Linked DNA regions of Homo sapiens: region 2 is linked to region 1. Evidence: read pairs that join two places in POLR2A ChIA-PET (ENCODE). Cell type or tissue: A673. All regions are shown on one strand.

Evidence for each region. ChIA-PET counts read pairs that join two places held together with the same protein. Peaks named below come from ENCODE experiments on the same cell type or tissue, not always from the same donor. Only the 100,000 strongest peaks of a DNase experiment are listed, where the experiment ranks them.
Region 2: POLR2A ChIA-PET joins it to region 1 with 9 read pairs; 2 of 35 experiments call an interaction of 5 or more read pairs at or near these places.

Annotation. Positions count from the first base shown.
Region 1 is chr12:131,855,929-131,863,928 of GRCh38, forward strand. LOC124903058 (a long non-coding RNA gene) reads left to right here and starts at 5,263. Exons shown (of 2, transcript XR_007063537.1): 1 at 5,263-7,228. RefSeq lists enhancers at 6-557, 4,576-4,870, 6,764-7,427. In A673, no CTCF peak of the experiment used is centred here; DNase peaks (open chromatin) are centred at 4,693 and 7,203; H3K27ac peaks cover 1,210 bases.
Region 2 is chr12:132,056,582-132,064,581 of GRCh38, forward strand. EP400 (E1A binding protein p400) reads left to right here. Exons shown (of 53, transcript NM_015409.5): 46 at 5,529-5,742; 47 at 5,885-6,120. Among named protein-coding and RNA genes, the nearest start is that of SNORA49, 29 kb to the left of the region's middle. In A673, no CTCF peak of the experiment used is centred here; no DNase peak of the experiment used is centred here.

The sequences.
Region 1 (8,000 bases):
TCCCGGGCCGTTTTTAGGGCGCCGTGGCTGCAGCGGGGCGGCTGGCTCTGGGCTGCTTCACCCCAAGCTGTGATGGGCCAGGGTGGCTCTGCACCCCGCCCCCCTGAGCCCAGGCCAGGCAGGCAGGACCCCCGCTGCGGCTGAGAAATGGGAGGAGCCGAGGAGACAGAGCCACTGCTGGCCACACTCTCCACCTCCACCGGGTCAGGGTCCTTCCACCGTGACTGCAGGACAGGACCCCCACGGCTTCTCCACTTAACAGCAGCAGGATCCTTGCCTTCTCGCTCGCTCTGTCACCCCCAGTCTGTTTCTCTGTCTCTGCCTCTCTCTGTCTCTGTCTGTATCTCTGTCTGTCTCTCCAACTCAGTCTCTATCTTTCTCTCTCCTTGTCTCTCTGTATCTCTGTCCCTCTCCCTGTCTCTTGTCTCTCTGTCTCTCTCCCTGTCTGTCTCTCCTTGTCTCTGCCTGTCTCTGTCTCTATATCTCTGTCTCTCCATCTGTCTCTCTCCCTGTCCCTGTCTCTCTCTGTCTCCCTCCCTGTCTCTGTCTCTCTGTCTCTATCTCTGTCTCTCTCCCTGACTCTCTCTCTCTGTGCCTCTCTGTCTCTGTCTCTCCTTGCCTCTGCCTCTCTGTCTCTATATCTCTGTCTCCCCATCTGTCTCTGTCTCTCTGTCTCTATCTCTGTCCCTCTCCCTGTCTCTGTCTCTCTCCCTGTCTCTGTCTCTCTGTCTCTCTCTCTCTGTCCCTCTCCCTGTCTCTCTGTCTCTGTCTCTCCTTGTCTCTGCCTGTCTCTGACTCTATGTCTCTGTCTCTGCATCTGTCTCTCTCTATCTCCCTGTCCCTGTCTCTCTCTCTGTCTCTCTGTCTCCCTCCCTCTCTCTGGAGGTTGCCTGGCCTCCGCCGCTGGTCTCCCCTGCACTTGCACCATGGTGGGGGGCCTGGCTTGCTCCTGTCGTATGGCAGTTGGCGCTGGCTCTGGCAGGAGCCTCCATGGGGCCTGGGCTCCTCCCAGCACTCGGCTGGTGCCATGCAGGTGCCTGCATTTCTGTCACTCTTTTTTTTTAGACGGAGCCTTGCTCTGTCACCCAGGCTGGAGTGCAGTGGTGTGATCTCGGCTCACTGCAACCTCCGCCTCCCGGGTTCAAGCCATTTTCCTGCCTCGGCCTCCTGAGTACCTAGGATTACAGGCACAGGCCACCACGCCTGGCTAATTTTTGTATTTTTAGTAGAGAAGCTTTCACCATGTTGGCCAGGCTGGTCTTGAACTTCTGACCTCAAGTGATCCACCCACCTCGGCCTCCCAAAGTGCTGGGATTACAGGTGTGAGCCACCACGCCCGGCCTTCTGTCACTCTTTATTTGCTCAACGAACACCTATTAAGCCACAGGCACTGTTCCAGGTGCTGGGGCCACAGCCTTGAACCAAACAGGCCAAATCCTTAATCTTGTGAAATCTTCTGTAAATCTTCCTGTATTCCAGTGGGGAAAAAAGGCAGCCAAGCAGATGGGGCTGTACCTGTGAGAGTGTGTCACCCGTGGGTGGAGTGTGCAGTGATCAGATGTTGGTAGGAAAATGAGGCAGGGGGGCGGTGTTTGTCGAGGAGGGAAGCCGAGCCTGCAGGAGCTGAAGGAGGCTGCACACAGGCCCTGCAGCCAGTGGTGTTGGGTGCTCTGGAGATCGCTGGGTGCTCTGGGAGGTGCTGGGTGCTCTGGGGAGGTGCTGTGTGCTGGGTGCTCTGGGGAGGTGCTAGGTACTCTGGGGAGGTACTGGGTGCTCTGGGGAGGTGCTGTGTGCTGGGTGCTCTGGGGCAGTGGTGGGTGCTCTGTGGTGGTGGTGGGTGCTGTGAGGAGGTGCTGGGTGCTCTGGAGAGGTACTGAGTTCTCTGGGGAAGTGGTGGGTGCTCTGGGTTGGTGCTGGGTGCTTTGGGGAGGTGCTGGGTACTCTGGGGCGGTTCTGGGTGCTCTGGGAAGATGCTGGGTACTCTGAGGCAGTGCTCTGGGGAGGTGATGGGTACTCTGGGGTGGTGCTGGATGCTCTGGGGAGGTGCTGGGTGCTCTGGGGATGATGCTGGGTGCTGTGGGGAGGTTCTGAGTGCTCTGGGGAGGTGCTGGGTACTCTGAGGTGCTCCTGGGTGCTCTGGGTCATGCTGGGTGTTCTGCCTGATGCTGGGTACTCTAGGAAGGTGCTGGGTACTCTAGGAAGGTACTGGGTACTCTGGAACAGTGCTCTGGGGAGGTGCTGGGTACTGTGCGGTGGTGCTAGGTGCTCTGGGGCGGTGCTGGGTGCTGTGGGGAGGTGCTGGGTGCTCTAGGGAGGTGCTGGGTACTCTAGGAAGGTGCTGGGTGCTCTGGGGAGGCCCTGGGTGCTGGGTGCTCGGAGGAAGCCCTGGGTGCTGAATGCTCTGGGGAGGCCCTGGGTGCTTCAGGGATGTGCTGGGTGCTCTGGAGAGTCTGAGGAGACGCTGGGGTGTCAGGGATTTCTGTGTTTACTGTGCGGGCTCAGGGGAGCCACGGGAGGGTTTTGGGCAGAGTGGGGCCTGATGAGACGGAGGTTCTGCAGGTCCATCTGACTGCCGTTCTGAGAATGGGTGGACGTGGGGCCAGTGAGGGTGCAGGGCTGGGATTTGCCAGGGAGAGACAGTGGCTTGGACGAGGGCTGTGAGGGAGACACATCTTGGTTGTATTTGGAGATTTGTGAGGACTATGGCAGAGCGATGAGACCTCCCTTGAGCATGGGAGGGCTGCGTTTGCCGTTTTTGCCTGCGGGAGGGCGGTTTGATGGTGATGGCCTGGTGATTCCCACGTGGGAGTCAGAGGTGTGCTGATGGGATTTTCCACGACAAGTGTGAGACGGCTGGTCCTGCAGGGCTTTCTTAGACTTCACATGATGCTCCCGGTGCAGAGGGCGGATCTGTGTCCCCCGCTGCACACTGGCAGGCTCGAGACTTCTGTGGGTCCTTGAGGGCTTCCAGGGGAGGCGGACATAGCCTCCACCCAGTCCTCTGAAACGGGGAGAGAGTGTATGTTATTTTTGTTTTGTTTTGTTTCAGATGGAGTCTTGCTCTGTCACCTAGGCTGGGGTGCAGTGGCACAATCTCGGCTCACGGCAACCTCCGCCTCCCGGGTTCAAGCGATTGTCCTGCCTCAGCCTCCCGAGTAGCTGGGATTACAGCTGCGCACCACCAAGCCTGGCTAATTTTTGTATTTTCAGTAGAGACAGGGTTTCCCCATGTTGGTCAGGCTATTCTCAAACTCCTGACCTCGTGATCCGCCCGCATCGGCCTCCCAAAGTGCTGGGATTGCAGGTGTGAGCCACCGCACCCGACTGAGAGTCTATGTTTTTTAAAAGATGTGGTTGAAGTCTTTTCAGACATGCCCAGGCTTTGAGAATTTCTTTGGCCATCTAAAGGCTGTAAGAGCTTTGTTCTGGGTGTTCACAACCAGTTGTATAACAGAAGACTCCCTGTGTGTAAAGTAACGAATCATTGATATGTGACTTGTCCTGCATTCTGTTAAATACTAAAGAATAGGCTGGGCACAGTGGCTCACGCCTGTAATCTCAGCACTTTGGGAGGCTGAGACAGGTGGATCACTTGAGGTCAGGAGTTCGAGACCAGCCTGGCCAACATGGTGAAACCCTGTTTCTACTAAAAATACAAAAATTAGCCTGGCGTGGTGGCACATGCCTATAATTCCAGCTACTCGGGAGGCTGAGGCAGGAGAATTGCGTGAACCTGGGAGACGGAGGTTGCAGTGAGCTGAGATCGTACCACTGCACTCCAGCCTGGGCCACAGAGTGAGATTCCATCTCAAAAATAAATAAATAAATAAAATAAAAAATAAATTAGCCAGGCATGCTGGTGAGCGCCTATAATCCCAGCTACTCAGGAGGCTGAGGCAGGAGAATCGCTTGAAACTGGGAGGCGGAGGTTGCAGTGAGCCGAGATCACGCCACTGCACTCCAGCCTGGGCAACAAGAGCGAAACTCCATCTCAAAAAAAAACAAAACAAACGCAAGCTAGCTGGATGTGGTGGGCACCTGTAATCCCAGCTACTCAGGAAGCTAAGGCGGGGGAATCGCTTGAGCCCAGGAGGTGGAGGTTGCAGTGAGCTGAGATTGTGCTACTGCACTCCAGCCTGAGTGTCAGCGAGAGACTCTGACTCAAACAAAAGAATAAAACACAGGCCGGGCGCAGTGGCTCACGCCTGTAGTCCCAGCACTTTGGGAGGCCGAGGTGGGTGGATCACGAGGTCAGGAGATGGAGACCATCCTGGCTAACACGGTGAAACCCTGTCTCTACTAAAAGTACAAAAACAAAATTATCTGGGCGTGGTGGCAGGCCTCTGTAGCCCCAGCTACATGGGAGGCTGAGGCGAGAGAATGGCGTGAACCCAGGAGGCGGAGCTTGCAGTGAGCCGAGATCACGCCACTGCACTCCAGCCTGGGCGACACAGCGAGACTCCAAAAAAAAAGGAAAAGAAAAAAATCACTCATTTAAAAAGAAAGAAAAGAAAGAGAGAGAGAAAGAAAAGAAAGAGAAGAAAAGAAAGAGAAAACAAAAGAAAAGAAGGAAAGAAAGGAAAGAAAGATCAAAACTAATCCAATCGGTCTCAGCCAAGCTAGGTCCTGGGGCCACAGGAGGATCCCTGCAGCCTGTTGCATGAATCAATCAACCTTCCCTGGAACACAGCCAGGCCCATTTGTTTAAATAATAATGCACTAAACAAGGCAGCGGAGCGGTGGGCTGGCCTCTGGGAGAGGTGACACAGCAGCTTTTAGTTGTCACAACACTCGTTTCCCAAGCACAAAGAGAAACCAAAGGACGCGCAGAGGAAAGGTGGTCTCCCGGCTGGGGAGGACCTGGGATGTGAGGGAAGAGGGAGGGAGGGAGCAGGGATGCATGAGCCCGGCTCTGGGGCTCCTGCACCCCTCAAGGCAGGCTGAGGCCGGCCTCGCCCTGGTTGCATCACCCAGGACGCCCTGGGGATCTCCAGGCCACCGTGGCAGCCGGGCCCCTGATGCAATCCACGGCTGTCTGGCAGCATGACCTGCCCCGGTCAGCCTGGACTCTGCCCTGCCTGGGGGCCCAGCCCTGACCACAGCCTCCAGCGATCCCTCCCTTCCCAGGGTCTGTTTACAGGCGCTTGGAGCATCAGGCGCATTTCTATCATGAACTCACAGGGTGGTGCCCAGCGAGTGTCTCTGATCTGTAAACTGGGTGTGGTGGCATCTACCCTGTCTGTGGGGTTGCAGGAGGAAGCCACACGCATGTGGGGAGCCATGCCAGGCACACAGTGGATGCAACAGGGGAGTTGCTCGTTCTGACCGTGTTCACCATGTCTCTGATGCGCATCTTCTCACGTGAAATCAGCATGTGTCTTAAAATGGACAGAGTAGAAGTTCAACTAGCAACATTGTGTGCTTCCTACTGGCACATACGTGAATGGTGGAGGCTCACGCCTCTCAACCCAGCACTTTGGGAGGCCCAGGCTGGAGGATCACTTGAGCCCAGGAGTTCAAGACCAGCCTGGGCAACATGGTGAGACCCTGTCCCTAAAAAAATTTAAATTAGCCAGGAGTGGTGGTGTGCACCTGTAGTCCCAGCTACTCAGGAGGCTGAGGCGGGAGGATCACTTGAGCATGGAGATTGAGGCTGCAGTGAGCTGTGATCCAGCCTGGACAACAGAGCAAGACCCTGCCTCTAAAAAACCAAGTTAATGGTGGGTGTGTTGTGGACGGCACCCAGGTTGGAAGGAAAGCAGTTAAGTATTGCTACGAAGCTCAGCTGCACAGCATGTCACAGAACCCATCCAGGCTGGGGCTGGAGAGTGCTTTGTGAACCAGAATTGGCAATGATGCTTGGGTGGGCTGGGCCCTGCACTTCCATCTCCCACCGGGTTAGGTGCCCCAGAACAGGTCTGGGGTGCGCCAGGGGCTCTGAATCCCCTCATCCAAGGCTGCCAGGGGACCGGGCTTTCCTGCCATCTCAGGGACTCTGAGGAGCCATCGGACAGTCGGAGGGAGAAGAGAGCAAGTGAGGAAGTCACCTCTGGTATAACTGACATGAGACTTAGATAGTTGGGGTCAAGGTGGATGTAGGGGCACTTTAGCTGGGTGGTCAGTGAGGGCTTCCTGGAGGAGGTGGCATTTGAGCTAGGACTTGCATGATGGGGTGAGCACTTGGGCAGAGGGAACAGCTAGTGCAAGGCCTCAGGTTGGGGAAACAAAAAGAGGCCAAAGTTCAGGGTCCACAGCTCCAGTAGACAGAGCAAAGATTCAAACTCAGGCCACAGGTCCCCAGGGTCAGGGCACACCCCCTGCACCTCACCAAGTTATCGACAGGAGGATGGTGGGGAGGGGAGGCCAGCGTGACAGTGGGCAGGGGGCACTCTGGAGGCAGGGGCTGGGCTCGCTCTGCTGCCCAGGCTGGAGTGCAGTGGCAGCCTCATGGCTCACTGCAGCCCCGACCTCCTGGGCTCAAGCACTCCTCCTGCCTTGGCCTCCTGAGTAGCTGGGACTGTACAGGCCTGTGCCACTGCACCTGGCTAATTTTTTATTTTTATTTTGCTAGAGATGGGGTCTCCCTCTGTTGCCCAGGCTGGTCTTAAACCCCTGGGCTCAAGTGTTCTTCCTGCCTCAACCTCCCAAAGTGCTGGGATGACAGGCGTGAGCCACCGCAACCAGCTAAGACTATATTTTTTAGAACAGTTTTGGTTTCACTGCAAAATTGAGCAGAAGGTAGAGGGAGTTCCGTGTGTCTCCCGCACACACAGCCCCCCGCCATCAGCTGGCCACCCACGGTAGCCCTGCTCTGACAGTCGTTATCACCCGGAGTCCGCAGTTCACGTTGGGACTCACTCTTGGCGCTGTGCATGCTGTGGGTTTGGGCAAATGGAAGAGGACACAGATCACCGTGGTGCCATCACATGGGGCAGTTTCACTGTCCCCATATCTCCCATTCACCCCTCTATTCATCCCACCCGCTGGCAACCACTGCTCTTTTCCTGCCTCCAGGGTTTGGCCTTTCCCAGCTTGTCCGACAGTTGGAATCATCGTCTGTGGCCTTTGCAGGCGGCTTCTTTCACTTAGTAACGTGCATTGTCATTTCTTCTGTGTCTTCAGAGTTTGGAAGCTCTTTTCCTCTTGGTATTGAATAGAGTCCCACTGTCTGGATGCACCCCGCTGACCCACCCACTCACCGACTGCAGGGCGTCCCGGTTGCTGCCAGGTTTGGGGGATGATGACTAGGGCTGCCACACACCCGGCTGTCTTTGCTGACTCAGCAGTCGTGCCTGGGGAGGGAGGGGTGAAGGGTCGGGGGAGGGGTGAAGGGGGTAGGGAAGGGTGAAAGGGGAGGGAGGGTGAAGTGGGGAGGGAGGGGTGAAGGGGCTGGGCCTCCCCAGCTGACCCCAGACCTCTAGGCTGGAGCAGGGGAGTTTTTACCCACGAGCCTGCGGGGGCGGCTTTGTTGCTCAAAAGCATAAATGCACAGAACCGCCTTTGCCTGGGGCTGGAGGGATTTCGCAAGCTCTCCTCCTCTCTGAAGGCACTTGGGTGTGAGACCCCAGGCCTGGAGGCTGTCTGGGGGCCTGGGAGGTGAAGGGGTTCCAAAGGCCCCACCCTCACCCCTGTGTTCCTATAGGTCCAGAGGTTGCCTGGGCGAGGGACTCAGGAGTGAGGTCGGGCTGCACCTGGCTCCTAGGGGTCACGAGAGTGGCTGGGGTCTGAGGAGGGGACACTTGGGCCGAGAGCATAGAGGGGAACACAGGACCGCGCAGGCCCCTGCTGCTCTGTGGCCAAGCAACCCCCTGCCAGGGCTGGCATCTTAGGTGGGTCGATTCAGCGCCTGCACCAAAGCTTCTAACCTGTCAGCAAGATCAAGACGGCCCACTCAGAGCATCTGAGATGAGTGCTTTGTGCATTTGGAAAACAGAGCATTTCCACAGCAGCCGGCCAGGACAGATGTCTGTTTTATTTCACAGGGTCATAACGATGCCATG
Region 2 (8,000 bases), 200 kb after region 1:
GAAAGGCACTCCAGGTGGATCACAGGCCTGCATGTAAAAGCAAAAACTACACTGTAAGCCAAAACAGTAGCATTTCTAGGAGAAAATCTGTGCTACTTTGGTTTAGGCAGAGATTTCTTAGGATACCAGAAGCCTGTGAATCCTGAAGAAAAGTTAATACGTTAGGCGTCATCAAAATTAAGGACTTCTGCTCCTTGAGAAATAGTAAGAAAACGAAAAGCATAGACTGGGAGAAAATATAAAGATTCTTCAACTCAGTAGTAAGAAAACAAGCAACTGTATAAAATGGGCAGAAGATGCAGCAGTCACTTCACCAAGAAGCTAGAAGAATAACAGATAAATACCTGAAAAGGTGTGCAACGCCATGAGTCATCAGGGGAATGCAGATTTTTACAACCACAGTGATACACCACCATGTGCCTGGGAGAGTGGCTTCAGAAACAGAAGGCTGGCAGTCATGGAAGCAGCGAGGACCCTCTCACAAGGTTGTGGGAATGCAGAGTCCACAGTCGCTTCCTAAAACAGTTTCTTATAAAACCAAGCCTACTCTTACCATGCAGCTTCGCAGTTCTGCTGCTAGGTACTTCCCCAAGAGAAGTGAAAACGCCAGAACAAGAACCCTCAACACCAATGTTTATAGTGGCTTTATTCAGGATTGCTCAAAAAGAAAACAGCCTAAATGCCCTTCAGCTGGTGAATGGGCTGATAAACCATGGTACATTCATACAGCCCAGTCCTACCAAGCAATACAAAAGAATGAATGCCCGAGACATACATCTCCATGGAGGACTCTCAGATGCATTTTGCAGCTAAGTGAACAGTTTCAGAAAGCTTCATATGCTGTATGACTCCGTTTCAATAACAGAAAACAGATGAATGATTGCCAGATGCGGGAGGGGCTCCACTACGGAGAGGAATTCGAGAACGTTGGGAGTGGTGGGGTCATGGCAGTAGCTACGTGATGATAATGTGTCCGTCAGAATTCGTAGAACCATATATTGTACTCTGTAAATTACCCTTCAATAAATCCCTCTAAAACACTCTTAAGCAGTAGAATATATATACACACAGTTTTTCTAGTATGTGACTTTAAGATTATTTCACTTTTCTTTCTGCTTTGCAGTAAACAACTTCAGGCTCTGTCACTGCAGTAGATAGCAGAAGCTGTTAGGCCTGAGGCGTTTGGAACATCCCGTATGACCAATACCACTGTTTCTATGAGGGTACCAAGCCAGAATCACTGCATTTAGCGTTTTATTTTGAAAAAGACCTGTTCTTTGTGGTATTTTAAAATGTAAAGCATTTCATTCACGACATATTTTTGAGTGGCTCTTAATGGACAAGACATTCTTCCTGGCACTGTGGGCCCAAGACACAGTGTGCTTTCATGGGGGCCTTGTAGTGCTGTGGCTGGAACATGAGAGAGGTGCAGATAGCAGTGGTGGACATGTGTGATTGTACTCGGGGGACTCAGAGAAGGCTTTCAGGAGAAAGTGATGTTGGGCTTCAGGAGGACAGGAAGTACGTCATCCACAGAACTGGCCCTTCTGAATGCAGGGCCAGTCTTGTGAGCGGAGGGTCTGAGGGGAAGGGAATGGCGTGCATGGAGAATGGCATGTTGTTCTGTTTGAATGGAACACAAAAGATATTAACAGAGAAACAGTGGTTCCCTGCCTTTAAAAAGTTTTTATTGAGTGGCTTCTGTGTGCTTGGCACTTTGTAATATTGAGGCTAGATTGTACTGGGCTTTGGATATTGGGCTAAAGATTGGATTTTTTTTTTTTTTTTTTTGAGACAGAGTCTCTCCCTGTCACCCAGGCTAAAGTGCAGTGGTGCGATCTCGGCTCACTGCAACCTCCGCCTCCTGGGTTCAGGTTATTCTGCCTCAGCCTCCTGAGTAGCTGGGATTACAGGTGCCCGCCACCGTACCTGGCTAATTTTTGTATTTTTGGTAGAGACGGGGTTTCACCATCTTGGCCTGGCTGGTCTTGAACTCCTGATCTCGTGATCCACCCACCTCAGCCTCCCAAAGTGCTGGGGTTACAGGCGTGAGCCACCGCGCCCAGCCTAGACTATGGATTTTATTCACCAGGCAGTGGGGAGCCCTTAACGGTCTTAGAGCAGAGAGAAGTTCTAGGAAAATTAACGTGCTCCTACGTATGTAGAATTGATTAGAGTAGAAGAGGCTAAGGAGAAAAACGATTTCTTCCTTTTTTTTTTTTTTTGCGACAGCATCTTGCTGTTGCTCTGGCTGGAGTGCAGGGGTACAATCACAGCTCACTGCAGCCTCACACTCACAGGCTGAAGCAATCCTCCCACCTCAGCTTCCTGAATAGTTGGGATGCGAAAACTGTTTAAGGAGTCCAGAAAAGGATGACTTCTGTTTCTGGTAACAAGATGAGTTAAGTTATTTTTATACCACCTCTTAATGAAAAGAACTGAAGTTATTGGATAAAAATTTTTAAAGCTTCAAGGAATTGACAAGAATAATTAATTATCAGGCCCAAATCTAAGGGAGGGAAGAAACTCAGAGAAAGAAATAGGATTCACTGAAGTCATGTTTGCCTTGAAAATAAATTTCAGCTTGTGGAATGAGGGAACTTGAATTCAAGTCCAAGGCTGGGCCAAGGTGGAGAATCTAAAAAGGAAACTATTGATACACCGAGGTAGGGCCCCAGGTGGCTAAACCTTTAGAGCAGGAGTGAACCAGAAGCAGAATCCATCTGCCCTTGGCCTTCAGGGGTCAAAAGAAGAGTAGCCCTTGGATTGAGTAGTGGAGCATGGTGGGGACGGCCCCCGAGAGGTTGAAACCACAGGGTAGTTTGCAGCTCAAGTCGATATTACCTTAAAAGTGTCTCCCGCACTCCCTCACATCAAGTGAAGTCTACCTGCTTCAGTGGGCATGTTCCTGGGCAGCTGACCTGGAGCAAATGCAGATTCTCTCTGGAGGATTGTGCTTTCTTGACTTCTGAGAATCTCCACAAATAGTTTTCTAGTATAATACAGTACAATACAATAGAATACAAAATAACTAAACAGAGAAGAGAAGGCATTATGAGTGAGAATCAGCGGAATGACAGACACTGGATAGGCCTGTAAAGATGTGCGATATTGGGATTATCAGGTTTAGATTTTAAAGGTTAGGCTTTCAGGCTGGGCGTGGTGTCTCAACGCCTGTAATCCCAGCATCTTGGGAGGCCAAGGCGGGCGGATCACGAGGTCAGGAGATAAGAGACCATTCTGGCTAACACGGTGAAACCCCGTGTCTACAGAAAATACAAAAAAAAAAAAATCAGCCAGGTGTGGTGGCACGCGTGTGTAGTCCCAGCTACTCGGGAGGCTGAGGCAGGAGAATTGCTTGAACCCGGGAGGCGGAGGTTGCAGTGAGCCAAGATCACACCATTGCTCTCCAGCCTGGGTGACAGAGCGAGACTCCGTTAAAAAAAAAAAAAAGTTATGCTTTCTATTTTAAGGAAATAGAAGATTGAGAGTATCTGAATATCTGTAAGCAGGAAACTATGTTTAGAAAGTATATAGAGAACTTTTAGAAAAGTCTGATTACCAAAACTGGGGGAAACAACCCAAACTTAAGAATGGGCTTAATATCACACAATTGAGGAGAAAATGAGGGAAGTGGAGGCAAAAATCAGAAGACATCCTACACACAACATGGGATGACAAGATGACACATGGAGGACATGGTGACAGGGCCTGATAGGTAGTCACTGACTATCAGACAGAAAATTGAGCAGAGTCAATATTTGAAGACAGAATAGTTTTTGAGAACTTACTAATGACACTGATGCGTATATGTAGAAAGTCTAATCCCAGTCAAGGATGAGAAAAAGGAACCACGTCTGCATAATGCTAGTGACCAAGAGGTCTTTCAAGCAGCCATAGGAAAAGACAGATTGCCTTCAGAGGTGGAGCGGCTCACTTGTCAGCAGCAGCAGTGAGGCCGGGAGCCAGCGGGGGTCGTTGTCGTGCCAGGGAAAGAAAGTTGCTGCCAGCCTAGGGCTCTGCATCTCTTGGAGATATCTTAAAGAACAAGGGAGGCCGGGTGTGGTGGCCCACACCTATAATCCCAGCACTTTGGGAGGCCGAGGCGGGCAGATCTGAGGTTGGGAGTTCCAGACCAGCCTGACCAACATGGAGAAACCCCATCTCTACCAAAATTACAAAATTAGCTGGGCGTGGTGGCACATGCCTGTAATGCCAGCTATTCAGGAGGCTGAGGCAGGAGAATTGCTTGAACCTGGGAGGCAGAGGTTGCGGTGAGCCAAGATTGCGCCATTGCAGTGCAGCCTGGGCAACGAGAGCAAGACTCCGTCTCAAAAAAAAAAAAAAACAAAAAACAAAACAAAACAAAAAAAAACAAGGGCAAAATAAAGACATTTTCAACTTTGGACCTTCACTGAATGATATGCTTTAAGCAGAAGAAAGGTGTTCCCAGCTGGAAGTGGTAACAAGGTAGACTCATGGATGAACGCAGGAGCTCACTGGGGTTAGAAAGAGGAAATAAATACACAGGACAATAACATGCAAGCTGGGGAAGGGGCAGAGGGGCTGAAATGTGCACAGATCTCGTTACTGTTTAGGAAAAGCATGGAGTATTTAGACTTTGGCAAGCATCCGTGGTAATTCCAGACCAGCCACCAGAAGAATGAGAGCAGAGCGAGTTGCTCCCAACTGTGGCAGGGACATTGGTGAGGAAAGAGTCATCTGAGAGGAGGCAAGGAAGGAGATGAAAAGAAACATACAGCAGCTGGGTGGAATGGAAAACATGGAGTAACACGCTAGATTTCCATCCAAATGCGTAAGCAATGAGACATAAAAGGATCAAGAGAAACTAAAAATACACTGCACTTCGGAACCAAGGGAGCTGGCAGAGGTCAGCTGGAGGGACACTGCAGAGGTGGCATGATTGCGTTTGCCTTCCAGTTTATGGTGGGACAAGGAAGGACGGTGAGGCAAGGTGGGATAGGGTGAGGGGACCACTCTGGCTGCCACTTCTGCCTGCGGGCCAGAGTGGACTGCAGGGCACAGTGAGGATGCTCTGAATTTTAGGCAAGATGAAGGTAAGATGCCACAAGACCCCACGCACATGGTGAGACACTCAGGGCTGTAGTTTCAGCACAGATGGGGACAGTGGTAGAGAGCCAGGACTGTGGGCTGTGTGTTTGTGGGTAGCATGGGTGCCTCAAGGACAGTCGTTACGTTCCTGGGGACCAAGAGGTCTTTGTGCGGAGAGGGAGGGACAGGACGGCCTTTCCAGCATGTGCACGGGCGTGCCGCCATCTGAAGCGTGTTTCTGTGGGTGATGTGATCTGCTGGGAGAAACCATTGCTCAGGGCACTTGCTTGTGAATTTACACATGAAATCAGCAGTTTTCAAAAGACTGAACTCTAGCGTGTGTTTCACTTGTTTCGCCTCTGAAGTTGGGTGCTCTTGTCTTCCCTGCTCTGAGTGTGAACAGCCCTGAGTGCTGTGTGAAATATTTGATGAGGTCCTCTGTTTGCCTTTTCTAGACGCCGGGAGGCTCTGCTCCCGCCCAGGTGGTGCACACCCAGCCCCCGCCACGGGCAGTCGGCTCCCCAGCCACGGCGACCCCTGACCTGGTGTCCATGGCAACGACTCAGGGTGTTCGAGCGGTCACTTCTGTGACAGCCTCGGCCGTGGTCACTACCAACCTGACCCCAGTGCAGACCCCGGCACGGTCTTTGGTGCCCCAAGTGTCCCAAGGTAAAGCCAGGCTGGGAGCTTTCTCTGCCACACGTCTGCTCTGGCGCGTGTGAGGGCTCAGCTGCTGCTTGCTGTCTGAGAATGAGGATCTGAAGGTGGGCGAGTATCCCTGTCCAGACCTAATGAGCAAACCTCTTCATAGCCACAGGAGTTCAGCTCCCTGGAAAAACCATCACACCTGCACATTTCCAGCTTCTCAGGCAGCAGCAGCAGCAGCAGCAACAACAGCAGCAGCAGCAGCAGCAGCAGCAGCAGCAGCAGCAGCAGCAACAGCAGCAGCAGCAACAGACGACGACGACCTCTCAGGTGCAAGTTCCACAGATCCAGGGCCAGGCCCAGTCCCCAGCACAGATCAAAGCTGTGGGCAAGCTGACGCCGGTGAGCATTTCCCAGAGGACCATGAACGTGTGCGTCTTGCGGTCAGTCAGCCCAGCGTCTGTGAGACGGTGCCTGCTTGCATGGTGCAGTCCAGAGTGTATTTTGCAAACGTCTAGCACTGCCTTTATGTAGGACGCGTGCTTCGTTTTATTGGTCTAAAATTTCCCATGTCATAACACTTTGATCATGCCTTAGAGAAGTCTTACAGCTTATTCAGAGCACTTTGGAGACATTAACACCCAGCGTGCAAATGCGTCTTCTTGCTTAGGCGTCTTGTGCCTTGTGTTCAGCATCAGTCTCTAGGCCCGCTTGGTGTGGTTCTGGACCAGAGAAAGTGCTGGTGAGAAGATATTCCTCAGCAGTGTTGGGAGAGCAGGCGATGGACCCTGGGTTTGTTTCGATGTGGTTCACGTGCGGTACTGTTTCTCAAAGGTGGTCATTGGAGTACTGATGTACCTGATTTTTGCTAACCTCTGTACCAGCTTTGCTGTTCTTTATGTAAATATATTCATTTTCAAAGGAAATGTTGGGCCGGACACAGTGGCTCACGCCTATAATCCCAGCACTTTGGGAGGCCAAGGCGGGCAGAGCATTTAAGGTCAGGAGTTCGAGACCAGCCTGGTCAACATGGCAAATCCCCGTCTCTACTAGAAATACAAAAATTAGCCGGACGTGGTGGCGGGTGCCTGTAATCCCAGCTGAGGCCCAAGAATCGCTTGAACCTGGAAGGCAGAGGTTGCAGTGAGCCGAGATTGTGCCACTGCACTCCAGCCTGGGCAACAGAACAAGACTGTGTCTCAAAGGAAAAAAAAAGGAAATGTTATGTCCTACCATAAATGAAAAATCATTAATACTTGTCATAGAAAGTAACCAGAGACACATACGGAATAAAGACAAGACAATATTTTGAAGTTTCAGCTCACTGTTGGGCCTGCCGGAGTGCTTGAGTCTGGGCCTCTCCGTGGTCTGGAAGGGAGGAAGTGGGCTGCAGGAGACGCACACTCAGCTGAGGGCCCCTCCTGGGGCTGTCGGGAGGGCTGTCGGTGGAATTTAGACATTGAGCTTATCCTGTTCCTGTCACACCAGCCATCCCTCGAGGGCTGCATGGCCATATGTGGCTGTGGCTACCACCCTGGGCAGCCCCCGCCTAGCCCACTTGTATCCTGCGGGACGTGCCACTGGACAGTGCTGAATTAGAATGCTGTGCTCAAGAGTCCCAGGCCCAGCAGAGGCAACTGTCAGGGAGTCAGAGCCGGGCTTTGACCCCCCCGGCCCACAGCCACACAGGTACCTTGTCACCTGCCCCGGTTCAACCACTGATGACCCCCCCCCGGCCCACAGCCACACAGGTGCCTTGTCACCTGCCCCGGTTCAACCACTGATGACCCCCCGGCCTACAGCCACACAGGTGCCTTGTCACCTGCCCCGGTTCAACCACTGAGACACCAGTGCCGTCAACATCAAGGCTGCCACCCAGCCTTGGCTGCCAGGAGCTCTGTGTGCCAGCTGTTTGCCTGTCTCCTTCGTTCCTCACTCTGCCCTCTCCCAAATCCATTTCAAAACCAGTTCACTTCCAGCATTTCAAAAGAGACTTGATAGTCATGATCAACTCAGTATAGGTTTTCTTAAAAAATTTTTTCTTAAAATGTTTTTTGAACTTCAAATAAGTTTGGTTGGTGCTACAGATTTAAATCGACTTGTTTGTGAGGATAATAGAATTCTTTTTGCTATGAACTTATCAGTCAGAATCCGTGTTTGTAGTTTTCACCGACGAATGCACATTTTTAATAAATGAACACCTGGAAGATACTGGGCAGCCCATGGAAGGCGGTCTGGATGCTGCACGGTAGCAGGTGTCTGCTTTGGTATTTAATGGGCAG